Linked DNA regions of Homo sapiens: all the other regions are linked to region 3. Evidence: chromatin loops called from intact Hi-C (ENCODE). Cell type or tissue: OCI-LY7. All regions are shown on one strand. Each heading gives the region's core, and the rest is flanking DNA. Links, peaks and the distances in the headings are about the cores only.

Region 1 (5,000 bases), core at 1-5,000, 170 kb before region 3:
GGCCACTCCGCACCCCTGACAGCATATGGCCACTTCAAGTCACACAGGTAGATAAAAACAGGTCCTTTTAGGGGCCAAAGGAGAGGTTATCACAGCAGCAGTTTGGTTCTCAGCAGAAATGCCCAGGGCCCCTGTTCCACATCAAAGCTACAAGCACTGTTGTCAGGGCATGGAGAGTGACGGGACCAGAGCCCTCCTCGTCTCAGGGCAGCCTGCCTGGCTTCAAGGTGGAGATCACAGCGTCCTCTGGGGTCATAGGTTCCCCCACTGTTCCACAGGAGGGAACTGGTCCACCTCGCCCACCTCTGTGCTCAGCTGCTCCCCCAGGGCGAAGGTCAGCTTATACCGAAGCCGCACCTTCTCCTGTGACAGAGGGCAGCAAGTGAGATCCAGCCCAGGCGGCCCCTTGGCAGGACGCCCTCTATTCTGCTACCCTCTCTGTGCTAGAGGAATGGTCCCTTTTCCCCGCAACCCCCAACCATGCTCAGACACTTAACCTAAGGCAGCAAAGGGATGTGTCAATCCTACAGTCAAAACACTTCCAGCTGGGAGGTGGTGGGCCTGACGTCCTAATCTGGGGCAGCTGGGGCCTCAGGCTGGGACCCCTGGGTTCTTTGCTGCTCACCTTCAGTGGATTGGCCAGCAACATGACCTGGGTGATGGCTGCAGGTGGCTGGATGGGGCTAAATGGAGAGAGTTCTGTCCCAGAAGGTGGCTGCAACTTCACTTTCATTGACTAAAGAGAGAGAAACTCCTTTGAAGAGAACTGGTAGGTGCCCCCAGATGGAACCTGCAGTGCACACACACACTGCCACCTGCTGGCTGCAAAGGCCTCTACACAACAGGGTCAAGATAAGGCCGTTTTGGCCCCAGGGAGACACTGGTACCTTGGGCACTGCAGCCTGCAGCACGATGCTCTTGACAGGTAAGGGAGCCGTGTTCAGCATGGACACCACCACCACCAGCACGTCAGGTCGTCCTGGGGGACACTCCTTGGCAAAGTGGAAGAGGATGCGGAAGCCGTTTTTATCGTAGGCTGTCACAGGAAGGGCACTGCCTGTAAGAACGTGACGTGAGTGTGGGAGGAGCAGCACCAGAGACACCCAACAGAGCCCCGGCGGTGAGGAGAAAAGGGCTACTCCGTGGTCATGATGAGTCCAGTGCTTCCTAACGGAATCTGGGAGAGGCGCTCAGTGAGGAGCTTAAGACTGAGAATGCAGGCAGGGAGGCCTGCCTGGCTTTAAGGGACCCCCTGCAAAGAGTGCCTGGATCCATCCCTGTCGCATGTCCTACAGCTCCGTGGCTATAGGCCCCACCGCCCCACCCACCTCAATCCTCCAACACCTACTAGGCTTGATCGATTCCAGGGGCACGTGGATGCTGGCCAGGGAGAGCTCAGGCCCCTTCGGGGGGCTGCCCTGGGACTGGAAACTCAGTGGCTGGAAGAGCGGGCTGCCGGGCCCCGTGGAGAAGGGCAGGAGGGGCCTGGCTGGGGTGGTGGTGGGGATGAGAGGGGAGGTAGTGGGTTTCACCAAGCCCGAGGTCCTGGGAGGTGGGAAGGATGGAAAGCACGTCAGAGAGCCAGCCAGAGCTGCAGGACTCTCACCCAAGGCCCCTGACCATGCTCTTACCCAGGCCCACCCCTTGCCTTCCAGCCTGACTGATGGGACTACAAGGCACCCCCACCCCTTCAAAGTTAGCTCTGGTTCTGACACATTCAGGCCCAACCCTCAGCAACCCCACATCTCCTCCCACTCATTACACTTTGGCCTCTTCTAGAAGCTGATCGAGGGCATCCAGGTGGTGCAGCGCGCTGTTGCCCAACGCCAAGCCATGGTGCCCAGGGACTGCGGGCTCAACTTTTGGGGCCAAGGCTGGGGCCACTCCAGTAGAAAACAAGGAGGAGCCCGCACTGGGGGCAGGAACACTGGCTGGGACCACAGGAGCTGGGAAGGGAGGCGGCAGTGGAGCTTGGGAGCTGCTTGAGGAGGGGGCTGAGGGCTGGAGCAGAGGAGCATCGGAGGCGCCACAGGCAGCGGTCCCCGGCCTGGGGCTGAAGAAGTCCAGGTCGGACTGTTCCCTCTATGAACAACAGAAAGGGTGGTGAGCCGAGGGCGGGTGGGGAGGGCCTGCCGCTGGAACGGGGCGCAGCCCTCCAAGGACTGCACGGAAGACAGCCCCGGAGGCACTCATTGTTCCCCGCTGCAGCTGGCACGCTCTGGAGGGAAGGACAGCTAACTGCAGCCCAGGAGACATGACGCTGGAAAGTGGAGGTCCTTGGCACAGTAGTGCTGTCACCGATCCTGTGCCCCTACCTGGAGCAGGTGCCACTGGCTGTTCCCAGCTGACTCTTTGGGAGGAACATTAGGGGCTGGGTCGGCGAGGCCTGACAATAGAGAAGAAAACAGGATGAGAAGAGGCTCTGAGCTAGGCAGCCCTAGCCCCGCCTTGCCTGAGGAGGGGTCAGGTGACAAGTGACATCAATGGGTGAAGGCGCCGGGAGAAGCTGTTCTGCAGGCAGCCTCCAGAGGGGAATGGAGCGCTCCAGTCCATGATGCAGAAGCGGGGGGCCTGTGGGGCGGGGTGCAGGGCAGGAGGCAGAGTCCACCGGGAGGATGGCCCTGGGGCCCTCAGGGTCGCTGAACTTCACTGAGTACCTCCAACTCAGGGTTCTTTGCCCACCCCAACAGTCACACTGGGGCCCCGCTCAGGGCTCCTAATTCCACACACCCTTCCTCCCAGAGCCCTGTCAGGGGATGCCCCTGACGCCCCCTGTGGGCCGCACCCAAGCAGAGTAGCTCCTCGTCCAGCCAGGAGAGGGCGTTGCTTGTGCTGCTGGGCCCCAGGGTGGCCTCGGCCTGGCTAGAGGAGCGGCTCCGTGGAGGTCCTGAGGCCTGGGGTGGTGGAGGGAGGATTGGGATGCCTGAGGAGGGTGGAGTAGGTGCTGGGGCCAACACGGAGGACAAACTGTTGGTCGTGTCCAGCTCCGCAAGGTCGATGAGCGTGCCTTGGTTACTGCACTGACTGTTTCCTGGATGGGTCAACAGAGCAGAACAGGAATAATTAGGGGTCTTCTAGTGGCTGTGTGGCAGGAGGCAGCACCCTAGGCACAGAGGTCACTGCTACAGCCTCTGGCCTAATCCAACGGCATCTCTGCCAGGGGATGCTGCAAAGCAAGCCCGAGAAAGCAGGTGGGGAAATTCCTACCCACATCTCCAGGCCTCCGGGAAGCCGGAGGATTGCTTGGAATGGCAAAGAACTCCCTTGGGCCTTGTGCAACACCACCACGCTGGCCAGCCTACACCCGCAGCTTCATGATAGGGGCCTGAGGCTGGTCTGGAGGAGCCTAGAGTTGGGGACCAGAGCATCTCACCTTCCGAGTCAGGCAGGGTTAAGGTAGCCACCTCGCCATTGATGACCTGCCCTTCAATAATTGTTTTGTAAGAGTTGATGACCCGGGAGAGGTTGTCACTGGCTTGCAGGATGTCCCCTGGAGCAGGAAAGAGAGACTTCTCACTCCTGTTGTGACAGTTCCCACCCACATATCCAAATGCCTGGCTTATCCCTGACCGTCGCTCTTTCACTCACCCAAACTGTTATCATTGTCCTCAGTCTCACTGGCGAGTTTAAATAAAGTCCGCCTCTTGTTCTCACACTGATCAAACAGCTCCTGAAAGAGACTCGGACATAAAAATCAAACCACAAAGGCCCTTAGAGATCATCTGATTCATTCAGGGTTCATGCCCAGAAAATGACCGGGATATGCCAATTGCCACGGTCAATTACCAGCAAAGCTGGGATCACAGCGCACGTCTTCTTGCCACCAGCCACCACCACCACACCACATCACCCAGGATGTTTGTCTAGGTAGCAGTCACCAGGATGGGTCAGGGGAAGTCAGTCCCCTCCTGCCTTCCAGGCTGGCATGTTCCTCAGAACTCAAAATATCCACCCAACCATGGCCTGCACCACATGGGCATCAGGGTTACAAGGAAGCCTCTCTGTCTTGATGTCCCCAAGGTAGTAAGGAAAGGGAGAGAGCAGGGGTGAGCACCGAGAGTGTGGTCTCTGGAGTCAGACTCAGGTTTCCATCTGGCCCTTACACCCTGGACAAGTCAGCTGATCCCAGGAGGCAAATGGGGACGCCACCCTCTACTGACGTGGCTGCTGTGCAGATGAGTAAGGTCATGAATACACTGCCAAGTGCACAGCCCGTGTCTCTGACAAGGCACGTGCTCAGCAAATGCTGGCTGAGCTCCTGAAGGGCAGCGCAGCCCCGGGAGGCAGCCTTTGCCGTCGGCGGTCCCACCTTCATCAGCTCTCTGTCCCCGTCCGAAGAGTCCTCCTGGCTGTAATGAAGCAGCATCTCACTGAGCAGTCTCACGTTGTTGTTAACTTCCTCTAACGTGTGCAGACGCTTGGTCACCTTCTGGATCCGTGCCTCGTCCTGCCCCAGTGAAGAAGTTCAAGAGAAAGAGAGCGTCACTTGACTGTCTTTCCACTTCCACCAGGTCACACCTTACCCCACAACACAAGTACAGACGCTCGGAAGCTCCTTTCAGTGTGGGGTGCCTGGGGCCCAGTCTATACTTCTGCTTTCACAACACTGCTCCCAACCCACTCCTCTCTTCCGTGCTCCCGCGGAAGCTATTGTGCTCCTCCTCCCACTCTCAGCCACCGGGGCACAGGTAGGGCAGCTGGCAGCAGGGGAGAACAAAACAGGCCCGTGTCCGGGGCAAAGCGGCTTCTGCTGTGTGGCCATGGGCTCCTCCACCCCGTGCCTGAAGGACCGGGGCCCACTCACTTCCTTCACCATGGACTTGATGAGCTTGTTGGCCTCCTGCAGGTCATCTGGGTTTTTGCTTTTCAGCAGCTTGGCTAAAAGCTGAGAGAGGAGGAAATCAGAGGTGAAGGGAAGAGGCAGCACCCGTACCCCAGGGAAACCCCAGAGGCTCCCCGCAGCACAGTGCAAACCACATTCCCCTGCTGCCACCCACTCT
Region 2 (10,052 bases), core at 2,039-7,038, 89 kb before region 3:
GCTCTGGACTGCCTTTAACTTATTTTAAAACAAAACAAATTAAAAAAAAAAAAAAAACACCACTCAGAAGCAACCCTTGAAATAAGGAAAAAGGCACTATGAAAAAACAACATGCTCGATAATCCCACTGGAAGGGCCAACAAAGTGGAAAGAGACAGGCTTTCAGGTGGGCTTTTTTTTTTTTTTTTTGAGACGGAATCTCGCTCTGTCACCCAGGCTGGAGTACAATGGCACGGTCCCGGCTCACTCAACCTCCACTTCCCAGGTTCAAGCGATTCTCCTGCCTCAGGCTCCCAAGTAGCTGGGACTACAGGTGCGTGCCACACCCGGCTAATTTCTTATTTTTAGTAGAGACGGGGTTTCACCATGTTGGCTAGGTTGGTCTCGAACTCCTGACCTTGTGATCCGCCCACCTTGGCCTCCCAAAGTGCTGGGATTACAGGCGTGAGCCACCGCGCCCAGCCCAGGTGGGCTTTCTCAGGAAGCCATGGAAGCAGAGACATGCTTTCCTTCTACCCTACTCTACTGTGAACTTGGACAAAATACACTGGGGGTCTGGGCTGGAAGGCAGATTCCTACAAGTCCCCTCCTCTGGAGGAAGCTAAACAGCAAAGGCATCGAGCGGCCCTGCCCGCTCCTTTTTGTGTGTATATACGAAGAACACAGGAACAGCTGTTCTTCTTTCAGTCATTCCAACTAAAACAGACATTTTGCATAGAGAGAATACCAGCCCACTTGGTTTCTTGTTTTTTATTATTGGCGTCAGCTAGGACTATACGTGGCCTTAAACGTCATGCACTGATGGACAGAAGAGAAAAAAGGATGAAAAAAAAGACAAAGGAGGGGAAAGAGGAGCAGCAGTGAAAATTTGTAATAAAAACTCTTCTTAATTTATAGGTAAGTTTTGGCATTTTTAAATCCAACGCCCCCTCCCACCCCCTAAAGTTCCAACCAAAGTGAGAGGGTCACAGGGTGACCCGGCCAGGTGTTCTGCACTCCCTCACAGGCTGCTGTCAGAGGCAGCTTGTGGGTTTAATTCTTTTGTATGTGTTTTACATTTTTCACTTTCTTTAAATAATTGCTTCTTGACTCTTAGACGTTCCGGTTCACGGGGGTGACATAATTGCGGGGAAACATGCCGGTCTGCCCGTGGCAAGCTCCTTTCCACCAGTTGGGGTCTGAGTTATCCATGACATGGATAAAATCTCCCCGGCGGAAGCCCAGCTCTCCATCCTCCTGGGGATCAAAGTCAAAGAGGGCCTGGACGTATGTCGGCTGCTGCAAAACAGGAGCAGGAAAAACCCACATTGCATTCCTGGTCTGTGACTGGCCACCTCCGAGGCCAGATGGGTTCCAGGGGGAAACGAATGCGTGCCAAATTCTCCATGTTTCTTAAACTCACCTCCCATCTCCCAACCCCCCGTTTATTCTTACCTATTCTAAGTTTACAGGCCAAGCGGGTTTAGTGTGATATTTCCCAGTGCTCAGAAAATATTAGAGTATGTCTCCCAGAGGAGGGTGGCCAACTGTGCCGTATTATCAAGTAGAGGGCAGGCAGTGCTTGGAGGAGAAAGTTCTTCAGAAACAGCCATCTGTGTTTAGGCCGTGGGCCCAGAATCGCAAATCCCTTCTACGACACCCTTAAGGTATTAAAGCCTAAAGTTCTGGAGCTCGAATAACATAAGGGGCTCTAACCGTAACTTACGACCAGGGCTCGAGGGACAGGAACGGGTGCCGACCCCATTCCCTCACAAGCATAGTTTTCCTCATAATTTGCTTCCAGGGACAGGATCTTTGGGTGGGTGTGTTAAAGACCATCTCCCTAGAGAGGCTGGCAAGCTGGCTACACACTGCCTCTGGAAAAGCAAAAACCTTGTATTTGAAACAACAAATCTTTTTTTTTTTTTTTTTTTTTTTTTGAAATGAAGTCTCCCTCTGTCGCCCAGGTTGGAGTGCAGTGGTGCAATCTCAGCTCACTACAATCTCCACCTCCTGGGTTCAAGCAATTTTTCCATCTCAGCTTCCCGAGTAGCTGGGACTGCAGGTGTGCGCCACCACATCCAGCTAATTTTTGTATTTTTAGTAGCGACAGGGTTTCACCATGTTGGCCAGGCTAGTCTCAAACACCTGACCTCAAGAGATCTGCCTGCCTCGGCCTCCCAAAGTGCTGGGATTATAGGTGTGAGCTACTATGCTGGGCCAGAAAAAAGAACTCTTTAGTGTGAATGGAGGGTAACATTTTCAGTAAGGAGCACAGAAGCCCCAGCGGCAATCCCTGAAGGGCGCCCGCATGTTGAGGGGCGCCTCCCCTTTCCTACAGGAATGCACACTGAGGAGCTATTCTTAACTAAAAATGATCCCATCTCACCCTGATGAGGCTTACCTGTGGCACCTGTTCTATGTCCCGCAGGAATATCTGCTGGTTTCTGGAGACAGATGTAGATCTGTGATAATCCACCAGCTCATTCAAAGAATTGAACTTCACCACCCAGAGGAAGTACTTCCCGGCTCCATCTCGGAGCACCTTGAAGTGCTGCACATCGTTTCCAAACCTGGGAGGGACAGAAAGCACATGTGACCGGCTAAAGGCTCTAACTTGGCAAATCGAGGGTATTTCCATATAGGAGCTATCTCGAGAGAACCACTGTCCCAGCAGCACTCCTCAGGGACTGCAGAGCAACAAGTTTCCTCACTGGGTGTCCCTGGGACGGACCTCTCCCTATGAATGATGGGCACCAGGACAACATCCAGAAACCAGAGAGGGACAGGCCATCAGTCATTCTCATTCTGAAGATGTTTGTAAGATAAAGAGTCCAGGCCGGGTGCGGTGGCTCACACCTGTAATCCCAACACTTTGGAGGCCGTGGTGGGCAGATCACCTGAGGTCGGGAGTTCGAGACCAGCCTGGCCAACATGGAGAAATCCCATCTCTACTAAAAATACAAAAGTAGCTGGGCATGATGGTGCATGCCTGTAATCCCAGCTACTCGGGAGGCTGAGGCAGGAGAATCACTTGAACCTGGGAGGCCGAGGTTGTGGTGAGCTGAGATCGCGCCATTGCACTCCAACCTGGGTAACAAGAGTGAAACTCTGTCTCAAAAAAAAAAAAAAAAAGAGTCCATGTGCCCTGAACCCTACCAAATAAAAACAGCCGTACTTAAGACAAAGGAGTGTGACTTAACATCCTTTGAATAAAAAAATAATTAAAATCTTATATGCAGGAAGAAGGTGAGGAGGGCTGGAAATACTTTCAACAATTCTCTCGTAACTGGGAATAGTTCAAAGTAATGTTTTCCATTCAGGAATTTTAGCTCCACTCATGGGGAAAAGGTCTCTGAACAAAAGGACGTACTGGGACAATAAAAGAGGCCCAGACTTCAAAACCCAAAAGCTTCTCCATCACTAGATCACACCCTTTTATACTGGCAAGCAAAACCGGCAACAGCGTGGCTGGCTGGTACTAGCTCACAGGGTCTGTCACAGGATATTTGGCTAAAACACCAGCCTAGCGAGGGCGCTTCTGCCTGTCCTGTTCACCTGGCCGGGCACTCTCGGCATTCTCGGCCGGATGCGGTGGCTCATGCCTGTAATCCCAGCACTTTGGGAGGCCGAGGTGGGCGGATCATAAGGTCAGGATATCGAGACCACCATGGCTAACACAGTGAAACCCCGTCTCTACTAAAAATACAAAAAATTAGCCAGGTGTGGTGGCAGATGCCTGTAGTCACAGCTACTCGGGAGGCTGAGGCAGGAGAATGGTGTGAACCCGGGAGGAGGAGCTTGCAGTGAGCCGAGATTGGGCCACTGTACTCCAGCCTGTGCGACAGAGTGACACTCCATCTCATTAAAAAAAAAAAAAAAAAAAAAGGCATTCTCTGAGAGTGCTTGTTCAATGAATGAATGAGTCCCTCCTCTCCTTCAGTCTTTCAGCTGATGGAAACCAAAGGCTTCAGAAAATCAATCCGGCAGGTGGCAGCACTGAGCCTCAAGGAAGCCACTCAGCACAAGATGCCTCGCATTTGGAAAAAATACTGCTTTACATGTTAAGACAAAATGTGGAAGGTGAGAAAGCTTCATTAGCAAGGGTATATTCCACGGCACTTCTGGCCCCACAGAGGCCCACTTCCACCCATGCAATGCAGGTGGTTTCTAAGAGCCCAGGGCCCCAATAATGAGCAGTGTTTCAAATCACAGGCTCAAAACATCCTAAAACTAAGAAACATCTGACAACTGTTGATTCTTGAACCTTTTTTGCAGAGGTGTGTGTGTTGTTAAAGAGAGTCATGACACCTGCTTTGCTTCTAAAACAATAAATGCATTAAATCCTTAAAAGATTCTACTTGAGAAAATGGAAGTTTGAGAGTTTCTGCTGAGCAAACAGGCAGCGTCCAGCCGAGCACGTGGCTGCCCCCGTGGTTTTGGCCACCACCCAGTGATTTACTGCTTGTTCCCCTCATCTTATAAGGTTTCAGTTACACTTGGGTCAGTATAAAACTAAAGAAAGACAGGTGTCACACATGTTTTTCTTTTCTTTTTTTTTTTTTTTTAAAGATGGATGGAGTCTTGCTCTTTCACCCAGGCTGGAATGCAATGGCTCAGTCTCGGCTCACTGCAACCTCTGCCTCCTAGGTTCAAGTGATTCTCCTGCTTCAGCCTCCGGAGTAGCTGGGAATACAGGCATGTGCCACCACGCCTGGCTAATTTTTGTATTTTTTTAGTAGGGACAGTGTTTCACCATATTGGTCAGGCTGGTCTCAAACTCCTGACCTCATGATCGGCCCGCCTCAGCCTCCTAAAGGGCTGGGATTACAGGCATGAGCCACCATGCCGGGCCACAACTATAAATTTAAAATCTACGTTTCAAAAAAAAAATCTACATTTTAATCACACATTAAGTGGTTCTAAAACCAAATAAGATATTCAGTTTGTTTGTTTGTTTTGGGAGACACAGTCTTACTCTGTCACTCAGGCTGGAGTGTAGTGGCACGATCTTGGCTCATCTGCCTCTCGGGTTCAAGTGATTCTTCTCTCTCAGCCTCCTGAGTAGCTGGGATTACAGGCACACGCCACCACGCCGAGGCCATTTTTGTATTTTTTTTTTTTTTTTTTTTTTTAGTAGAGACAGGGTTTTACCATGTTCGCCAGGCTGGTCTCGAACTTCTGACCTCAGGTGATCTGCCTGCCTCGGCCTCCCAAAGTGCTGGGATTACAGGTGTGAGCCACCGCACCCAGTTTTTTTTTTTTTTTTTTTTTTTTTTTTGGAGACAGAGTTTTGCTCTTCGCCCAGGCTAAAGTGCAATGGCGCCATCTCGCCTCACTACAACCTCCGCCTCCTGGATTCAAATGATTCTCTGGCCTCAGCCTCCCAAGTAGCTGGGACTACAGGTGTGTGCCACTATGCCTGGGTTATTTTCTATTTTTAGCAGAAACAGGGTTTCACCATGTTGGCCAGGCTGGTCAGTTCATTTTTGAAATGGAAAAGTCTCACGCTTTACATCAGTTATAAATGGGAAATGGTGGCTGGAAGCAGTGGCTCCAGCCTGTAATCCCAGCACTTTGGGAGGTCGAGGTGGGTGGATCACCTGAGGTCAGGAGTTCAAGACCAGCCTGGCCAATATGGCAAAACCCCATCTCTACTAAAAATACAAAAATAAGCCGGGCGTGGTGTCAGGCACCTGTAATCCCAGGTACTCGGAGGGTGGGGCAGGGAGAACTGCTTGAACCTGGGAGGTGGAGGTTGCAGTGAGCTGAGGCATGCCATTGGACTCCAGCCTGGGGGACAGAGCGAGACTCTGTCTCAAAAATAAGTAAATAAAATAAAAGGAAAATGGTTTTCTATCCCCCATTCAAAAACAAAACAATCTTAATGTAATCTAAACTAAGTAGTGATCTGAGTGTTGAATCTAATTACTTCTTTATATATAACTGATGAAGTGATCTGCCGGACTCCTGGGGAGGGTCCTATGATAATACATTAACTAGAAAATAACTGAAAGTAAAAAACATGGAAATAACAATTTAATTCAAAATCCCGACTTCACAGCTGAGGTGTGAATTGTTTAGAATCTTCAAGTGCTGGTTTCTATTCTCCACACTCTCCATGGCGGCAGAACTTCCTGTCTTCTCCATTCCCTGCTTACCCGCTCCCTTTCACACCTGAACTTTCCACCGGGGAAATGCAAGCCCCACATCCCCTGCAGCAGCCTTCTTAAGTGACTGTGAGGGCCTAGGATGGGGCTGGTTGATTTAAGTCAGTGGACCTGAGCAAGGCAAGCCAAGGCAGCCGACAGGCGCTCCACTATCCCATTAGAGAGAGCTGCGGGAATCCCTTGGAGGGCAGAAGCTCAGGAGTGCTGGGCACTAGGGAAAACTGGCAGGCTCCAGCTGGCTGCAGGGAGCTGCTGCTCACCTCCTGAAGGCTGTGTCCACATGGGAATCTACATCCAGTGCTTCTAGAACTCATTTTGAGAGGAGCCAGAAATTAGGATTTTAATGTGAAATGAAGAAACTGTTTAGGCTAAGCCTCCACCATTTTGTGTGTAGCCAGGCACCTGACCAACGGCTTCACAATTTGGATCAGTCAGAGACAGGATTCCAGGCAACTGCAGCAGGAAATACTTACTTGACAGAGAGGGAGAAGTCCCCAGGAGCGCTCTCACTCTCTCGGATAAGAAAGGCCCCATCGTGCCGCTGTTTGCTAAGCATTTCTTCTGCCTTGGCTCTGGGGATTTTGCCAAAAAACCACCTAAGGAAGGAAGGCAAGCTGGTCAACATCTGCTTCCCCACAAAGAAACGGGATATCCAGCCTTCAAAATGTGAGTAACACAACACTCCTTGCCAGAGGAAGGGGCCTCCCTCCTCATCCTCCAGCCTCACAGTGCCCAAGATCGACACTGGGTTGGGTCCCCAGAGATGGACCTTCAAAGGTCTTTAGCCTACTCCATTTCCCAGAAAGCGACTCACCAAGGCACTAACCGTGGGTCACTCTTTCTATAGAGGGAGACATTTGAAAATGGGCCCCCCAGGCCAAAGCCCACTGGACTCCCTACTGACTCATGACAAAGGCGCCTGGGGAAAAGCTCAGGCCTTTGGGCTTGGTGTACGGGATGAACTGCCAAGGAGAGACTGGCCCCTTCCTGCAGCCATGTGATAAGATCACAGCTTCACCACAGTGGGACTAAGGGAAAGTGGGGAGGAAACCTGGACGGCCAGGAGCTGGAGGCAGGGTTACTTTTGCTAACAGCCCAAAGGCAAAAGGTTCAGATAGTATGAGGGTGCCTCTACCAGTAACTAAGGTCAGCATTCCTCTCAAGGCCTGCCTCTGGGGCCACTGCTCAGAGTTCAGCTTTCAGAAGCCACCAGGAATATTGTAATTTACCATATGCTCAGCAGCTAGCTGCAAAATTCAGATTTTTGAGGCAAGTTGCAGACTCTTCTGCTCCCAATTGCTGATTCACCTTGGCCAGAAGAAAAAGTGGCTAAATTCATGAAAAACTGTGAAGCAACTGGCTGTGGCTTATCAAGAGGAAGAGGAGAGGAACACTTCTACAAGAGCTTCAAGTCAAGCTGCCTCACTATTTCAAATGAAAACTATAATTAGGAAGAAGAAACTGTGAAAACCATGTTCTCTTCTCAAAATTGTCTTTAGTTATCATTTTTAAAAGCAAAAGTTATAGCAAATAAAGACCTATAAACATGGAAACTGGCATTCATTTAATATGCTAATTATAATATCAAAAGTCCTTTTAATGGACCAAATAGTCCATTAAAGTTGTAAATCTAACTTACATATCTTTTCTTTTTTTTTTTTTTTGAGGAGTCTAGCTCTGTCACCCAGGCTGGAGTGCAGTGGCACGATCTCGCTCACTGCAAGCTCTGCCTCCCGGGTTCACGCCATTCTCCTGCCTCAGCCTCCCAAGTAGCTGAGCAGCTGGGACTATACATAGGCGCCCGCCACCATGCCCGGCTAATATTTTGTATTTTTAGTAAAGATGGGGTTTCACCGTGTTAGCCAGGATGGTCTCGATCTCCTGACCTTGTTGATCCGCCTGCCTTGGCCTCCCAAAGTGCTGGGATTACAGGCATGAGCCACTACGCCCGGCCCTTTTTTTTTTAGATAGAGTCTCACTCTGTCATCAAGGCTGGAGTGCAGTGGCACGATCTCGGCTCACTGCAACCTTCGCCTCCTGGGTTCAAGCAATTCTCCTGCCTCAGCTTCCCTAGTAGCTGGGATTACAGGCGGCCACCACCACGCCCAGCTAATTTTTGTATTTTTAATAGAGACGGGGTTTCACCATATTGGCCAGGCTGGTCTTGAACTCCCGACCTCGAGATCTGCCCGCCTCAGCCTCCCAAAGTGCTGGGATTAAAGTCGCGAGCCACCACGCCCGGCTAATTTACATATCTTACTTATAAGCAACCATATTGGAAGATGTACCTAAAATAATATACTATACTCAAATTCAAACAGAAAGATGTGATCTGCTAGGAAGGATACACTTAGAAGCTGCCCTTAGTAACTTTGTCCTTGTGTGTGTGTGTCAGCCTCTAGGGACTCTTAGTAACTCTGAATAGTCTGACATCTACCTGCTTGGAGTCTTTCTCATTTTGCATACTCTACTGCCAGGATGCTGAGGAGCTGGGACAATAGATCCTCCTGCTTCTACAAATAACTCAAGGCTAGGGCCTGCAGTGCCTGGAAATCAGGCCACACAAGAGAAATCACATATCACTAGAATAGAATGCTCTCTAAATATAAAAGGACAGGCTGGGCCCGGTACCTCATGCCTGTAATTGCAGCACTTTGGGAGGCTGAGGTGGGGTGAATCACTTGAGGTCAGGAGTTTGAGACCAGCCTGGCCAACGTGGTGAAACCCACTCTCTACCAAAAATACAAAAATTAGATGGGCACAGTGGTGGGCACCTGTAATCCCAGCTACTCGGGAGGCTGAGGCAGGAGAATCACTTGAACCTGGGAGGCAGAGGTTGTAGTGAGCCGAGACTGTGCCACCGCACTCCAGCCTGGGCGAAAGAGTGAGACTCTGTCTCAAAAAAATATATAAATAAATAAAATAAAAAAGGAGGCTGGGTGCGGTGGCTCAATGCCTGTAATCGCAGCACTTTGGGAGGCCGAGGTGGGCGGATCATCTGAGGTCAGGAGTTCGAGACCAGCCTGGCCAACATGGAGAAACTCCATCTCTACTAAAAATACAAAATTAGCAAGGCGCGGTGGCGCATGCCTGTAATCCCAGCTACTCGGGAGGCTGAGGCAGGAGAATCGCTTGAATCTCCGGGAGGCAGAGGTTGCGGTGAGCCGAGATCGTGCCATTGCACTCCAGCCTGGGCAACAAGAGTGAAACTCCATCTCAAAAAAATTAAATAGGCCGGGTGTGGTGGCTCACGCCTGTAATCCCAGCACTTTGGGAGGCCGAGGCGGGCGGGTCACAAAGTCAGGAGATCGAGACCAACCTGGCTAACACGGTGAAACCCTGTCTTTACTAAAAATACAAAAAATTAGCCAGGCGTGGTGGCAGGTGCCTGTAGTCCCAGTTACTCAGGAGGCTGAGGCAGGAGAATGGAGTGAACCTGGGAGGCGGAGCTTGCAGTGAGCCGAGATCGCGCCACTGCACTCTAGCCTGGGCGACAAAGCGAGACTCGCTTTCAAAAAATAAATAAATAAATAAATAAATAAATAAATAAGGACACTTAACGGTATTGAGACCTTCTCAATCGGGGGGCCCCAATCAACGGTATTTAAACCTTCTCATATCGGGGGGCCCTGGGTTTCTAATATAAGTGTATGCAGCATGCATCTGACTGGGTACAGCAGTGAAAATCCACACATGGCCTCGGCTGGCTCTCCCCACACTGCCCCACACTCCCCACCACTGCCACTTCCAATAGCAATGGTGAGGGTGAAGATTCTCAATCAGCAAGGCTCTCTTTCCTCCTAGGCCCCCAAGATCTCTCCACTAGGGAGGTTTTTTCCCATTTGTAGGTATAAAATAATGAATATAAACTGAAATAGCCTAGATGTACATGAAGCAAACATA
Region 3 (10,052 bases), core at 81-5,080:
AGACCCTGGTTAGCCTGAGAGGAAGAAATGATACAGCAAGTGTGAAGGCCAGACAGTAAGCAAGGATGTAAGGAAGCCAATAGCTGGGACAAGGAAGGATGTGTGGCATGTGGGTAAAGCAGCTGAAGAGGCTCGTGAAGGGCCTTTGCTTTTCTCTCTCTCTCTCTCTCTCTTTTTTTGAGATAGGGTCTTGCTGTATTGCCCAGGCTGAAGTACAGTGGTGTGATCACAACTCACTGCAGCCTCAACCTCCTGAACTCAAACAATCCTCCTGCCACATAGCTGGGATCATAGGCATGCGCCATCACCATGCCTGACTAATTTTTTTTTTTTTTTTTTTGAGACAGAGTCTTGCTCTGTCACCCAGGCTGGAGTGAAGTGGCACCATCTTGGCTCACTGCAACCTCTGCCTCCCAGGTTGAAGCAATTCTCCTGCCTCAGCCTCCCCAATAGCTGGGACTACAGGCACGCACCACCACGCCTGGGTAATTTTCGTATTTTTAGTAGAGATGGGGGTATCACCATGTTGGCCAGGCTGCTCTCGAACTCCTGACCTCAGATGATCCACACACCTCGGCCTCCCAAAGTGCTGGGATTACAGGCATAGGCCACTGCACCCAGACTAATTTTTTTATTTTTTGTAGAGAAGAGGAGTCTGACTTTGTTGCTAGCCTGGTCTTGAACTCTTGATCCTCCCACCTCAGCATCCTAAAGTGCTGGGGTTACAGGCATGAGCCACTGCACCCACTTTTTCATTATTGCTAAAGACTTGAGACTTGACTCTGTGGAATACTGAAGTAGGAGTGGGCCATGGTCAAATTTTTATCTTCCAAATATTTTGTCACTCTGGCTGCAGAGTAGAAAACCAATTGGAACTAAGACATTCATCATCTACTGTCTCAAGTCCCTTACAAGGCTCTTAAAGATCTGGCCCTTCCAGCCAGTGCCACCTTCTCAGTCTCCAGTAACACATACTCCACCAATACTAACCCACTTGTGGTTTCCGGAAGGTGTCATGATCCTTTGAGTGTCCATATCTTTACACATGCAATTTCCTCTGTTCAGTTGGCTTTCTACCCTTCCACTAGGTCCCCAAGTCAGTTTTCTTCTTCAAAATTTCCATGGTAGGTCAGGCACAGTGGCTCACATCTCACTTTAGGAGGTGGAGGTGGGTGGATCAGTTGAGTCCAGGAGTTCAAGACCAACCTGGGCAACATGGTAAAACCCCACCTCTACTAAAAATGCAAAAATTAGCTGGGCAGGGTGGCAAACACCTCTAGTTGGGAGCTACTCAGGAGGCTGAGGTAGTAGGATCATCTGAGCCCGGGAGATGGAGGCTACAGTGAGGCATGATCGTGTCACTGCATTCAGCCTGGGCAACAGAGCAAGACCCTGTCTCAAAAAAAAAAAAAAAAAAATTCCCACCATACCTCCAATCTCATTGCATCATGAATCATTCACTCATTGTCCCCCAGCCCTCCCCGCTCGGTGGTCTACAAGCTCCCAAACAGACAGGGTCACCTTTTCACATTTGTATTCCCAGTACCCAGCACAGTGCATGCAGTGAATAAATGGATGGATGGATGGACGGATGAATAATAAAGGCTGACCAGAGACTGAAATGTAGCTGCTTTTCTGTGCTGTGGTGGTATTTAAAGCTAAGGAAGTGGGTGAGATCTCAGAAAAGAGTAGATGCCTAAGAGAACAGGAAAAAAAAAGTTAAGTATTTCCTTTTAAAATACACCATTGATAAAAACAGACATTGAGTATGTTCATGTAAAAGTATATGCATGGGAACCAGATTTGGAAGGGAACATTTAAAAGTAAAAATAATATGTGTTAAAATGGTAGGCTCGTGGGTGACTTTTTTTTAAGTCAACATTTGTTATATTGCCTTTTTGATAAATTTTTTTTTCTCACAGACACAGACTCAGAAACTTGAGACAACGTTGCCCAAGATCATTCCACACTGAGAAAAAAACACATTAGAGGCAGCAGTGTTTTGAATAGGTGCATGGCTAGTGTTAAATAATGGAAAGAAATTGGAACAAGAGGCAAGTTGTGAAGTAAAAGTCACACCCTGGTATGAAAACCTGTTGTCACTGTAGCGAAACTTGCTAATTACAGACCGGCTCCATCAGTAGCTTCACAATGCACAAAATCACCAAAAAAGTCTCTGTTTTCCTTGGGGGTTTTTAGTCGTCGGAAAGGGCTTCAGGCTTTGTTTTCTGTGAGTTACGGGGCTGCCACCTGCAGGTAAAATCTGGACATTGCCCTGAAATTGACCGAACCTTGGATACAAACCCGGCCTGACAGTGAGCCTCTTTCCCTTAGCACCTGGCTCAAGACCCTCTCAGGGTCATCCTGAGCCCATATTTCCAAGCTTCTCTTTAGGGGGAAAGCACTAGATACCCAGTAACAGCCAGTGACAGCCTAAAATTGGGCATTTGAAATTCTATGCTCCCTTGCCCAATTGATCTTGGAAGTTCTCATCTAGAATTTCCTTCACTTAAGTTGTGATCCAAGGCTGTGTACTCCTCTCAGGCTTCCAGTGTTCCCTCTGATGCTGAGTTTAGCAATGAGACCAAGTGCTGTGACCCCTCTCCAACATCCTGGCCACCTTTTCCTTCCTTCCTTCCTTCTTTCCTTCCTTCCTGCCTTCCCTCCCTCCCTCTTTCTTTCCTTCCTTCCTTCTTTCTTTTTTCTTTCTTTCCTTTCTTTTTCCTTTCATTTTCTTTTTTTCTCTTTCTTTCTTCATTTTCTTTCTTTCTCTCTCTTTCTCTCTTCCTTTCTTTACCTTCTTTCTTTCCTCTCTTTCTCTTTATCTCTCCCTCTTTCTCTCTTTCTCTCTCCCTCTTTCTCTCTTTCTCTCTCTCTCTTTTAGACAGAGTCCTGCTCTGTTGCCCAGGCTGGAGTACAGTGGCACAATCTTGACTCACTATAACCTCTGCCTCCTCGGTTCAAGTGATTCTCCTGCCTCAGCCTCCCAAGTAGCTGGGATTACAGGCGCCCGCCATCACACCCAGCTAATCTGTGTATTTTTAGTGGAGGTGGGGCTTCACCATGTTGGCCAGGCTGGTCTCGAACTCCTGACCTCAGGTGATCCACCTGCCTCGGCCTCCCAAAGTGCTGGGATTACAGGCGTGAGCCACCGCACCTGGCCTTCTTTCTTCCTCTTTTTTCTTTTCTTTTTTCTTCTTTCTCTTTCTTTCTTTCTCTCTTTCTTTTCCTTCCTTCCTTCCTTCCTCCCTTCCCTCCCTCCCTCCTTCCCTCCCTTCTTTCTTTTCCTTCCTTCCTTCCCTTCCCCCTTCTTCCTTCCTTCTTTTTTCTTTCTCCTTCCTTCCTTCCTCCCTCCCTCCGTCCCTCCCTCTCTCTCTCTCTTTCTTTCTTTCTTTCCTTCTCTTCTTTCTTTTCTCATGGTCTCACTCTGTTTCCCAGGCAGGATTGCAGTGGCACAATCTTGCCTCACTGCAGTCTCAACCTTCCCTGGGCTCAGGTGATCCTCCCACCTAAGCCCCCGAGAATAGCTGGGACTACAGGTGTGTACCACCACACCTGGCTAATTTTTGTATTTTTTGTAGAGATGGGGTTTCCCAGGTTGGTCTTGAATTCCTGGGCTCAAGCAGTCTTCCCACCTCAGGCTCCCAAAGTGCTGGGATTACAGGAGCCACTGTGCCTGGCCTCCTGGCCCCATTTCTGTCACCTGACCTGACCCATGCCACCATCCTTCCTGGGTGGCTGCTTTAACCTGCTAACTAATCATACTGGTCCCCTCCAAGACATTATCTATATTGGAACCAGAGTGGACTTCCTAAAACACAAATAGAATGGGGGTACGGATCACAGATAAGGTCCCAAATTCCTCAGCATGCCCCATATGTCCCTCCATGGCTGGCCCCTGATGAAAACTCCAGCCTTAACTCCTTTTTTAAAAAGTTGTAAATATCTTCTACAAATGGCCTCAACTCTTAGCCTAACCTCCTTTTGAATTTTTTGTCCCCACTCTTTTGAACTATTTACAGTTTCTCGAATAGCTCCATAACTCTTTTACCTTGTGCAGGCTACTCCTTTGGGCTCAAATGCCTCCTTTCCTTGCCTTCCCAATCTTTAGCTGGCTCCTGTCTGTCCTTCACCACTTAACTCAGGAGCCACCTCCTACAGGAAGCCTTCCCAGAAGATCTGGTTCCTCCAGTGTATTCTGGTAACACTCCATCTTTGCTCTTTTCATAGCAGTATATGTTGGTATTATGGCTGAATTGTATCCTTTTCCCCAAAATCCATATGTTGAAGCCCCACCCCCAGTACCTAAGAATGTGACTGTATTTGAGGTTAGGACCTTTAAAGAGGTGACTGAATTAAAAGAAGGCTATTGAGGCCGGGCACGGTGGCTCACGCCTGTAATCCCAGCACTTTGGGAGGCTGAGGTGGGCAGATCACAAGGTCAGGAGATCGAGGCCATCCTGGCTAACCCGGTGAAACCCCGTCTCCACTAAAAATACAAAAAAATCAGCCAGGTATGGTGGCAGGCGCCTGTAGTCTCAGCTACTTGAGAGGCTGAGGCAGGAGAATCGTTTGACCCCAGAGGTGGAGGTTGCAGTAAGCTGAGATCATGCCACTGCACTCCAGTCTGGGCAACAAGACAGACTCCATCTCAAAAAAAAAAAAAAAAAAAAAGAAAAAAAAAGAAAAGGAAAAGAAAGAAAGAAAAGAAAAAGAAAGGCTGTTAGGCTGAATCCTAACCCAATCTGACTGGTGTCCACTTAAGAAGAAGAGATTGGGGCCGGGGGCGGTGGCTCAAGCCTGTAATCCCAGCACTTTGGGAGGCCGAGGTGGGCGAATCATGAGGTCAGGAGATCAAGACCATCCTGGCTAACATGGTGAAATCCCATCTCTACTAAAAAAAAATACAAAAAATTATCTGGGCACGGTGGCGGGCGCCTGTAGTTCCAGCTACTCAGGAGGCTGAGGCAGGAGAATCACTTGAACCCGGGAGGCAGAGGTTGCAGTGAGTCAAGATCGTGCCACTGCACTCCAGCTTGGGCAACAGAGCAAGACTGTCTTGAAAAAAAAAAAAAAGAGGAAGAAGGAGAAGAAGGAGAAGAAGAAGAAACCAAACCTGCGAACATCTTCATCTTGGACTTGATTTTAAAGATTTTAAAACGCTCAAAATTGTGAATTTTGTTATGGCAGCCCTAGGAAACTACCATCTACTCACTTGCCCCTCTCCCCTTTAGACTATGAGCTCCTCAAGCACAGGGACCATGTCTTGTTTTTCTTGGCTCGCCACATCTAGCCTAACGCCTGGCAAGAGCACACTCCAATAAAAACCAAATGACTGGATGGCTTAGGCATGGCAGGAGGACAGAAGGAACCATGAAGAAAAGTAAACGGGCCAGGTGTGGCGATTACGCCTTTAAGCCCAGCACTTTGGGAGGCTGGGGTGAGTGGATCACTTGAGCCTTGGAGTTTTGAGACCAGCCTGGGCAATACAGCAAGACCTCGTCTCTACAAAAAATACAAAAATGAGCCAGGTGTGGTGTTGCGTGTCTGTAGTACCAGCTACTCGGGGGGTTGAGGTGGGAGAATTGCCTGAGTCTGGGAGGTTGGGGATAAGTGAGCCATGATCGCACCACTACACTATAGCCTGGGTAACAAAGTGAGACTCTGGCTGAAAGAAAGAAGGGGCCGGGCACGGTGGCTCACGCCTATAATCCCAGCACTTTAGGAGACCGAGGCAGGTGGATCACCTGAGATCAGGAGTTGGAGACCAGCCTGACCGACATGATGAAACCCCATCCCTACTAAAAATACAAAAATTATCCAGGGGTGGTGGCACATGGCTGTAATCCCAGCTACTGGGGAGGCTGAGGCAGGAGAATTTCTTGAACCCCGGAGGCAGAGGTTTCAGTGAGCCGAGATCGCACCACTGCACTCCAGCATGGGCAAAAAGAGCGAGACTCCATCTCAAAAAAAAAAAAAAAAAAAGGAAGGAAGGAAGAAAGCAGGAAGGGAAGGAAGGAAAGAAAGAAAGAAAGGTGAGAGAGAGACAGAGGAGATGAAAATGGTTCAAAGGGGGCCAGGCATGGTGGCTCACGCCTGTAATCCCAGCACTTTGGGAGGCCAAGGTGGGAGGATGACCTGAAGTCAGAAGTTTGTGACCAGCCGGCCAACATGATAAAACCCTGTCTCTACTAAAATTACAAAAAAAATTAGCCAGGCATAGTGGTACATGCCTATAATCCCAGCTACTCAGGAGGCTGAGGCAGGAGAATCACTTGAACCCAGCAGGCGGAGGTTGCAGCAGTGAGCCAAGATCGCGCCACTGCACTCCAGCCTGGGCGGTAGAGGGAGACTCTACCTCAAAATAAATAAATTAATTAAATAAAATAAAGAAAAAAAGAGGCCAGGCATGGTGGCTCTCACCTGTAATTCCAGCAGTTTGGGAGGCCCAGGTGGGCGGATTGCCTGAGGTTGGGAGTTCAAGATCAGCCTGGCCAGCGTGGTGAAACCCTGTCTCTACTACAAATAAAATAATTAGCCCAGCGTGGTGGCAGGTGCCTGTAATCCCAGCTACTCAGGAAGCTGAGGCAGGAGAATTGCTTGAACCCGGGAGTCAGAGGTTGCAGTGAGCTGAGATCGTGCCATTACACTCCATCCTGGGCAACAGAAGGAGACTCTGTCTCAAAATAGAAAAAAAAAAAACTTCAGATAAGCAAATGGACTCTGGTCCTGACAGCTCCCTGTAGCGATGCCAGGGTCAGTTCAGAGGAGCCTGGCCTTTCTCCTTTCCTTGTGTTTCAGTTTCCACATCTCTTTTTCCTTAGCACACACTCTGCCCGTTAAGGAGATGAAGTCAGTTCCATTTTGGCCATGAGCTAAAATGCAAGTGATGCATCCAAAGGGTGGAAATTTCCTCTGTGTTCCTACGCCTACAAGAAAGAAGCATTAGCAACTTTAGCAACTTAATACTAGGAAGTCTCTCCAACGTTGGTTTTTATAAAATTAAAAATATTTCAGGCCAGAAGCGGTGGCTCACGCCTGTAATCCCAGCAATTTGGGAGGCTGAAGTGGGAGGATTGCTTGAGGCCAAGAGTTCCAGACCAACCTAGGCAACCTAGCAAGGCCCTTGTCTCTACAAAAATTCAAAAAAATTAGCCGGGTATGGTGGCATGCACCTGTGGTCCCAGCTACTCAGGAGACTGAGGTGGGAGTATTGCTTAAGCCTGGGAGGTTAAGGCTGCAGTGAACTGTGATCATGGCACTGCCTGGGTGACAGATCAAGACCCTGTCTCAAAAATAAATAAATAAATAAATAAATAAAAATTTCAGTAGCCATGCATGGTGGCACATGCCTGTAGTCCCAGCTACTCAGGAGGCTGAAGTGGGAGGATCACTTGAGTCCAGGAGTTCAAGGCTGCAGTGTGCTATGATCATGCCTGTGAACAACCATTGCACTCCAGCCTGGGTAACATAACAAGACTCCATCTCTACACCAAGTTTAAAAACTAATGCAAAATAAAAATATTTCACTGACAAAGTTTGTATATATTCAAGGTGTACATTGTGATGATCTATGTATAAGTCGTGTAATGATTATCACAAATTAACACATTCACCACCACCTACGCTGTACATTAGATCCCCAGAACTTGTTTATTTTAAAATAGCAAAATATTATCCCTATGAGATTCTCCCTTTTCTTCTCCTTAACATCTCCCGCTAAAAAAAAAAATTCAGGCCAGGCGTGGTGGCTCACACCTGTAATCCCAGCACTTTGGGAGGTGGAGGCAGGCAGACCACCTGAGGTCAGGAGTTTGAGACCAGGCTGACCAACATAGAGAAACTCTGTCTCTACTAAAAATACAAAATTAGCCGGGCATGGTGGCGCATGCCTGTAATCCCAGCTACTTGGGAGGCTGAGGCAGGAGAATCAGTTGAACCTGGGAGGCGGAGGTTGCAGTGAGCTGAGATCATGCCATTGCACTCCAGCCTGGGTGACAGAGCAAGACTCCATCTCCGAAAAAAAAACGAAAGCATGGGAGAAAGAGGAACAATGAGCAGCGAGGATAAGCTATTCTTTTTCAGAGTTTTGCTATAAAACAGAGCAGAGCAAAGAGTGGGAGTTGGAGGGCTAAGGAAGGGATTTTAAATATGGGGCCAACTACAGCATGTTTTGTGTGCCGAAGGGAATATCTAGAAGAGGAGAAACTCAGCTATGAGAGAGAGGAGAGAATTGAGGAACAAAATGTTTGCACTTCCTACATTTCCATGGACAAGAAGTAGCATCTCAGGCCAGGCACTGGGGCTCATGCCTGTAATCTCAGCACTTTGGGAGTCTGAGGCGGAAGGATGGCTTGAGCCCAGGAGTTCAAGACCAGCCTGGGCAACATTGTGAGACCCCATCTCTATAAAATGTAAAAAAAAAATTAGCCAGCCATGGTGGCATGCACCTGTGGTCCCAGTTACTTGGGAGGCTGAGGTGGGAGGATTGCTTGAGCCCAGGAGTTTGAGGCTGCAGTGAGCTGACATCATGCCACTATACTCCAGCTTGGGCAACAGAATGAGACCCTGTCTCAAAAAAGAAAAAAAAAAAGGAAGCATTTCTGAGAACAGAGCTAGGTTGGTGGGTAGCAGTGGTGGCAGGAAGATGTAATCTTTCTAGATATTTCTGTTCTGACGGCTTCCATTCTCTCAGCTGAATTAATGAGAACACCTGTGGTGGGGATGGCAAAGCCTGGAGGAGGTGTGAAAAGACCAGGAGGCTTGAAACTATCCTTTTGGACAGTGGGGGAGCAATAGATTCAGGAGACATTGCAGGCAGTGCTAAGGTCCAACTCAGACTTATGGTTGTAAATTTCTTTTTTTTTTTCCGAGACGGAGGCTTGCTCTGTTGCCCAGGCTGGAGTGCAGTGGCACAATCTTGGCTCACTGCAAGCTCCGCCTCCTGGGTTCATGCCATTCTCCTGCCTCAGCCTCCCGAGTAGCTGGGACTACAGGCGCCCGCCACCACGCCCGGCTAATTTTTGTATTTTTAGTAGAGACGGGGTTTCACCTTGTTAGCCAGGATGGTCTTGATCTCCTGACCTCGTGATCCACCCGCCTCGGCCTCCCAAAGTTCTGGGATTACAGGCGTGAGCCACTGCGCCTGGCCTCGGTGGTTGTAAATTTCAAAAGGCTGCTCAGCCTAGTTGAGTGTGGTTTTTTTATTTTTTTAAGACGGAGTCTTGCTCTGTCGCCCAGACTGGAGTGCAGTGGTGCAATCTCGGTTCATTGCAAGCTCTGCCTCCCATGTTTACGCCATTCTCCTGCCTCAGCCTCCCAACATGCTGGGATTACACGCATGAGCCACTGCGCCCGGCCAGTTGAGTGTGTTTTTAACCTAGTTGGTTTTTTTTTTTTTTTTCTGTTTTATTTTACCTGATGTCTACAACAACAACTAGTTGTGTATGTGTTTTTTTTTTGTAGTTTTTTTGTTTTGTTTTGTTTTGATTTTTTGAGACGAGGTCTTGCTCTGTTGCCCAGGCTGGAGTGCAGGGGCATGATCTCAGCTCACTGCAACCTCTGCCTCCTGGGTTCAAGCAATTCTCCTGCCTCAGCCTCCTGAGTAGATGCGATTACAGACGCCTGCCACCACGCCAGGCTAATTTTTGTATTTCTAGTAGAGACAGGGTTTCGCCATGTTGGCCAGGCTGGTCTCGAATTCCTGACCTCAGGTCACCCTCCCACCTCGGGCTCCCAAAGTGTTGGGATTACAGGCATGAGCCACTGTGCCTGACCTAGTTGTATTCTCCTTTTTTATTTTATTTTATTTATTTTTATTTTTTTGGTAGGAGGGAGATGCAGTCTCACCCTGTTGCCAGGCTGGAGTGCAGTAGCACTATCTCAGTTCACTGCAACCTCTGCCTCCCGGGTTCAAGCAATTCTCCTGCCTTAGCCTCCCGAGTAGCTGGGACTACAGGCACATGCCACCACGCCCGGCTAAATTTTTTTTTGTATTTTAGTAGGGACAGGGTTTTACCACGTTGCCCAGGCTGGTCTCGAACTCCTGAGCT

Evidence for each region. Peaks named below come from ENCODE experiments on the same cell type or tissue, not always from the same donor. Only the 100,000 strongest peaks of a DNase experiment are listed, where the experiment ranks them.
Region 1: it touches region 3 in a loop (14-fold over the local background); 10 of 110 quality-filtered maps call a loop at or near these places.
Region 2: a loop joins it to region 3, with 5 times the contacts of the local background. A loop is called at or near these places in 105 of 110 quality-filtered maps.

What each region holds. Positions count from the first base shown.
Region 1 is chr17:75,238,027-75,243,026 of GRCh38, forward strand. GGA3 (golgi associated, gamma adaptin ear containing, ARF binding protein 3) reads right to left here. Exons shown (of 17, transcript NM_138619.4): 7 at 4,805-4,885; 8 at 4,310-4,447; 9 at 3,589-3,670; 10 at 3,374-3,490; 11 at 2,786-3,031; 12 at 2,316-2,386; 13 at 1,763-2,082; 14 at 1,349-1,545; 15 at 888-1,057; 16 at 626-736; 17 at 1-363. The coding sequence ends at 253. Among named protein-coding and RNA genes, the nearest start is that of GGA3, 21 kb to the right of the region's middle. RefSeq lists a silencer at 2,622-2,916 and an enhancer at 4,970-5,000. In OCI-LY7, for the core only: CTCF peaks have their summits at 823 (motif pointing left), 1,057 and 2,783 (motif pointing right); DNase peaks (open chromatin) are centred at 825, 2,475, 2,795, 4,525 and 1 weaker place; H3K27ac peaks cover 1,584 bases.
Region 2 is chr17:75,319,276-75,329,327 of GRCh38, forward strand. It overlaps GRB2 (growth factor receptor bound protein 2), which reads right to left. Exons shown (of 6, transcript NM_002086.5): 4 at 6,623-6,745; 5 at 2,384-2,552; 6 at 1-1,278. The coding sequence ends at 1,093. Among named protein-coding and RNA genes, the nearest start is that of SLC25A19, 35 kb to the left of the region's middle. RefSeq lists enhancers at 478-617, 528-1,727, 3,983-4,172, 7,604-8,104. In OCI-LY7, for the core only: CTCF peaks have their summits at 3,971 (motif pointing right) and 4,170; a DNase peak (open chromatin) is centred at 3,986; H3K4me3 peaks cover 346 bases; H3K27ac peaks cover 4,321 bases.
Region 3 is chr17:75,410,530-75,420,581 of GRCh38, forward strand. No RefSeq gene overlaps it. Among named protein-coding and RNA genes, the nearest start is that of MIR3678, 9.5 kb to the left of the region's middle. RefSeq lists a silencer at 2,059-2,353. In OCI-LY7, for the core only: CTCF peaks have their summits at 2,248 (motif pointing left) and 2,461; a DNase peak (open chromatin) is centred at 2,222; H3K4me3 peaks cover 637 bases; H3K27ac peaks cover 818 bases.